2 separate regions of the Homo sapiens genome follow, and region 1 is linked to region 2. Evidence: chromatin contacts called from ENCODE Hi-C or POLR2A ChIA-PET data. All regions are on one chromosome and are shown on one strand. The core of a region is the stretch at or near the end of the contact, and the rest is flanking DNA. Distances in the headings are between cores, read along the strand shown.

Region 1 (2,700 bases), core at 185-2,684, 650 kb after region 2:
AAGAACTAGAATCGATCATTTTGGTAGGCCCCACCAACTCTGTAAAGTTCCGTGGAATGAGCAGAACATGAAGAAAGTCAGAAATCAGTAAAGGACGATTATAAGAAGACGATAAATGCATGGATCCCCTGGAAAAGCGTACCTTAAAGAGAAGCTTTAAAATCTGTGTGTGTGTCTGTGCGTGTGTGTGTGTGTGTGTGTAAAATAACCTTTTTAACAAATAAACAAAATTAAAGTACAACATACAGGGCCTTTCATTACAACCTTCACCTGGTTTCACAACATGTAATGTACATTCAGAAAACAGATGTCTTTAACTTTCTATGACCCAGGTAGTAAGCAAAGTCTAATTCTAACATGTAATGCTTTTTTTTATTTTTCTGGAGTGATGAATAATGCTTCTCACATGGGAGGGCATTATCTACCTGAGGAAACACATATGGCCCTTTTATCTCCTCTATGCTTAATGCACAGATAAATACTTACACACGCACAGAGAAATGCTTCCAGTCACACGATCTGCTCATTGGAGGAAAAAGCACACCCATGCAGCCTGTTACATTTGCCAGCGCTGGGGCTTTGCTCTAAAGCAATGTCTGCTTTGGATGGCAAATTTCATAGTCTCTATTTAATAGGTTCATAGAGGGGATACTCACCTCCAGCTCCCCCAGACTGGATGTTATTCTCTAATCCCTGACTCCTAAAAGTGTCTGTGCCCAAAACATACCTGTTTCTTCTGGACCCTGAACGGCACGCTTATTTCTGCTGTTCTGACTGGAGTTGCCTTCTCCTGGAGCTGGTGGTTCAAAGATCTATGAACAGAAAAACTTCAAGTTATTAGAAAGACAGCTGAGGCGAGGGAGAGGCAGCAGTGTAGGCAGGATCTTGCCTGCGTCTTGCAGCTGCTGCAAACTCACTTTCAGTCCCGCGGTGACAGCTGGAGCTTCCTCCAGGCCGGCCTTGGGGGCTCCTGCTCCTGCTGGCAGCTTCTCCGCGTGGTGGCCCTGCAGCTCTGCCCGGAGGCTGGCCAGGTCCCCTTGCAGGGCGGCCACCTGGTAGAAAGACACCACCGTGAGGCAGCAAGACAGCAGTGCCAGCAGCAAGGTTGCAGCCAGCAGCTTTCCGTCTTTGGAGGATCGGACAGAGGGGCTTTCCTTCCGTGGGAGGATGGAAACACACTCCTTCAGTTTCATTTCTTCTCTTTTCTTAAGGCAAGAAGTAAGGCGTGACTGCTCCCTTTCTGTGGAGTCATCCATATCACTACTTGAACTTTGAAGGTTGGGGCCTTTAGAATAAGTGACCACAGGGAATGGATCATTTCCTGTTATCTGTGTTTGTTGATGTCCTGCGTGCACTACATGGCAGGGCTTGGCTCACCCCTCAGGAGAGTTATCCTGAATTTTCTCCTTTCTGCCTTTCTGCATCTCTACCCCTACTGTACAGTAGGTTTGCTGGCATTTACCCTCCGATTGGATTGCTCAATCTGTCTTCCTCATTTCACTTTCAGTTTTTGTAAGAATTTCAAAGTCTTCTCATAACACTCATGCTCAAGTAGATTTAAAACCCCTTAAATCTGCTGAGGAAACTTGGAGTTTGGATTGGCACAGTCAAGGGAAAGCTTTTAAGATATGCTCAGGTCTGAGAAGCCCACCCTTAAGTGTAGCAAGGGAACTCTGTCTGCTTGGGACCACATGGCTTCATAAGGAAGGGGGAAAAGCAGCTGAAAGTTCCTGCTGCTGTCATAAAAATAATTAATGTGAAGGTCAGATAAGCTAAGTGTTTTAGCATTGAATTGTTCTTAGCTAGAGAGTGATTTATTAACAGTCTTCAATTATGAAATAAAATGGAGAATCCTTGAAGGAAGTGTGGAAGTAAGTCCACTGGGAATTATTCATATTATTATACTAATAATGTCATAAAAAGAATGAGAGTAAATGTTACAGACGTATTTAGGTTAGATATCTGAAGGATTCTCTAAATATAAGTGAATATATTTTTAAGGAAAACATGCATAAACTTTTTCCTTCTGGGACTCATCACTGAAACTCAATCATGCATATGAACAGCCTGTCCCAAGGAGCCTGGTCTCAGCTTTTCTGCTCAGACTTCTGAGGCTTTAAGTCCCCGCTCAATATGATACTAGTTGAGGAGAATCAGCCTTGCCTCCAGCTCCAAATGCCTGACTGCTACCATTAACCACTCTCAAGTAGCTTGTCTACAACTCCCATGTTGACTGTGCCACAGCCTAACAGGTCGGTGTACAAGAGGTCCTTGATCACACAAGAGCCACCTTAGCTTTGGATTTTTCTGTTGTTGACTTGGTGGACCTGTGAGGACTGTTGCATTCATTCTAGTCCTGCCTTATCCTGATGGCTGGTTCCTGGACATTCCCCAGTTTTTCACTGCTTTGCCCCAGCATTGAAATATTGATTCATCTTTCAACAAACGTTACTGAGCACTTACCAAGCCCTGGGTAGTCACTACTCCCCTGTGGACTAAGAATAGTGAGCTTTAGTTCTGTCTCACTCTACATTTCCACACAGTCTTAAGTAAGAAGTTTACAGAAATGATATAGTGCAAAGTGGAGAACTCCAGACCCAGGCTTCTAGACTGCAAATCCTGCCTCACCCTCGCTCTCCTTATGCAAAGTACATAATCTCTCTGTGATTCCATTTCCTCACCTGTGAATTCGTATGACGA
Region 2 (2,700 bases), core at 10-2,509:
CTCTTTCACATCTCCATATGGTTCATTATTTAAGATACGAAAATAAATATCTCTTATTTATACGGAATAAACAATGTTAAAGAGACAGAGACAGATGGCTGGGCATAGTGGCTCACGCCTGTAATCTCAGCACTTTGGGAGGCCAAGGTGGGCAGATCACCAGAGGTAAGGAGTTTGAGACCAGCCTGGCCAACATGGTGAAACCCCGTCTCTACTAATAATACAAAAATTAGCCGGGCGTGGTGGCAGGCACCTGTAATCCCAGCTACTCGGGAGGCTGAGGCTGGAGAATCGCTTGAACCTGAGAGGTGGAGATTGCAGTGAGCTGAGATGGCACCATTGCATTCCAGCCTGGGTGATAATAGTGAAACTCTGTTTTTGTTTTTAAAAAGAAAGAGAGACAGAGACAGAAAGAGATGACAGGGAAGGAAAGAAAGAAAGAGAGAGAGAAGGAAGGAAGGAAGGAGAGAGAGAGAAGGAAAGAAAGAGAGAAAGAAAGAAAAAAGAAAGAAAAAGAAGGGAGGGAAAGAAGGAAGGAAGGAGAAAGAGAAAGAGAAAGAAAGAGAAAGAGAAAAAAAGGAGTGGAACAAAAGGCAGAGGTCTATTTTGGAAGCGAATTCAGAGCCTCCTTGTCCAGACACAGAAGCAGGTTTATCAACCATTTTTAGCAAACATCTGCGTCGTGGTCCTTCAACGTAAGGTAAGTCCTTAACTTGGTGAGAAACATAATGACTGCCATGTTTTCAGTCCTCAACAAGCTGGATTACACAGTTCACAGCCCCTTCTCCTAAACTTCTGAAGACAAATATGTTCTGAAATCCAGATTTTAAAAAAGTGAATGTAGTGTTTATATCCTTGGTAGGTTTGAAGCAGTGTCCCCAGTCAAATATTTTAATTTGGGGAGAACCCCATATGAATATTCACAGTCAGAGAAATATGTAAGAATTATAAATACACTTACATCAATCAAGTTTAGATTTTGTTGCTAAGTAAGTTCAGGTTGGGTCATGTTTTTTATGAGCACATGAGTCATACGTGAATGTTTGGTTTTCAGAACTTTTGGGAATTTGAAATTAAAAGTAAGCAATCAAGGACGTAGACCAACATGCCTTAAATTCATAATTTTATTTACTCATAACAACCCTGAGAATGTTTGTGACATTTAACTGACTGACTGCAGAAGTGAGGCTGGAGTGTTTGACTCTCTCTCAACACAAGAAGGACTTTCCCTTTTATACCCTGAAGGTAAATACACTGCTTGCACATCTAGCATCAAGCAAACATCTTTACTCAGCCAAGAACTGTGTCACCTCAATGATAACCAACTCCACCCCTAAAGGAGAAGATGTCAAAGAACCGGTTAACGACAATCGCTCACGCCAAATTCCCCAAGGCCCAGCCATCTCTGTCGCCTTGCGTCATCAAGCAGACTGCATTGGATGTGACAGAAAAGCAATATTTATTAAAGATTTTTGAGTTAGGAGGTTTTATAGTTAAATTGAAATTCAAAATATGTTAATCTGACCTGAGATTAAAGGGTGAGATTGAAGAGGCACCAAGGTAAGATGCTGTGCAGTGAGGGAAGGTGGGGCAGGAAGGGCCCAGCCAGGGCCATGGGACTGCATGGCAATATGCCAGCACCTGCCCTGCCTCAGGAGAAAAAGACATGATAGCCACAATGCTCGTGGCACCTCTTTTTTATACACATGACTGGGAAGACGGCCTCGCTCAAATAGGAAGTACAAGGGCCAGAAACAAAACTCTGAAAAGAGCCTGAGTATCTGGAGAAAAAGTCTATTTCCAGCTGTTTTCCCCAAATCGTGACTATCTGGACATTGGCCTCAGGTTTTTATGTCAAAACAGAGTATAAGTTTGAGTGTAAGTTTTTTTTTTTTTTTTTGTTCTGTTTTCTGAGACAGAGTCTCGCTCTTGTTGCCCAGGCTGGAGTGCAGTGGTGTGATCTTGGCTCACTGCAACCCCCACCTCCTCCCAGGTTCCCGCGATTCTCTTGCCTCAGCCTCCCAAGTAGCTGGGACTGCAGGCACCTGCCTCCAAGTCTGGCTAATTTTTGTATTTTTAGTAGAGATGGGGTTTCACCATGTTGGCCAGGTTGGTCTCGAACTCCGGACCTCTGGTGATCTGCCCGCCTCGGCCTCCCAAAGTGCTGCGATTACAGGCGTGAGCCATAGCATCAGACCAAGTTTCTAAACAACACAGCTGGCCGTCACCTCCTCAAGGACAAACAGCATTAGCAGTCAGTGGCCAGGACTGCTGGAGATAGGCCCTCCCTCTCTGCTGAGAGATGGGCCACTGGGCACCATCTCTGGCCTCCTGCCTTGCCTGACCTTGAGCAGGCTGCTACTTAACCTCTAGGACTCAGTGTCCTCATTCATCAAATAGGGACAATATTAGTAACAGTCTCATAGAGTTATTAGAAGAATTAAGTGAGAATTAATTACTGAGTGTTGTGCCTGACACTCAAAATTTTAGTGAAGGTAGTTTCTTGCGCAATTTTATATGCATGTGCAGTTGTGTGCACACGTTTATTTATGTGTTTATTATGTGAATACACCATCTTAATGACGTTGTATTTGGTATATTTATATTTGGCTTAATGATGGTCTATTTTCATAATAAAAATCATAATTATGCTACTATCATCCAAAATATGAAAAAGAAAGGAGAAGGGTTAAGATGCTG

What was found. A loop is a pair of places that touch in the nucleus more often than their neighbours do. ChIA-PET counts read pairs that join two places held with the same protein, here RNA polymerase II (POLR2A). Pooled maps may share reads with other maps.
Region 1: a map with no recorded cell type shows a loop between it and region 2 (7-fold over the local background). The contact joins the promoter of TNFSF13B here to the enhancer-like site in region 2. A Hi-C loop is called at or near these places in 1 of 37 single-sample maps with no recorded cell type and 9 of 50 pooled maps. POLR2A ChIA-PET finds 5 or more read pairs at or near these places in 2 of 52 experiments (AG04450 and H1).

The regions. Positions count from the first base shown.
Region 1 is chr13:108,268,452-108,271,151 of GRCh38, reverse strand. TNFSF13B (TNF superfamily member 13b) reads right to left here and starts at 1,434. Exons shown (of 6, transcript NM_006573.5): 1 at 918-1,434; 2 at 728-812. The coding sequence starts at 1,256. RefSeq lists a silencer at 529-608 and enhancers at 509-1,017, 969-1,398.
Region 2 is chr13:108,918,155-108,920,854 of GRCh38, reverse strand. All of the region lies in intron 16 of MYO16 (myosin XVI), which reads right to left. Among named protein-coding and RNA genes, the nearest start is that of MYO16-AS2, 180 kb to the left of the region's middle. RefSeq lists an enhancer at 1,532-1,701. Within about 2 kb of position 1,259, at least 4 of the 41 ENCODE cell types and tissues checked have a DNase peak (open chromatin) inside an H3K27ac peak, as active enhancers do.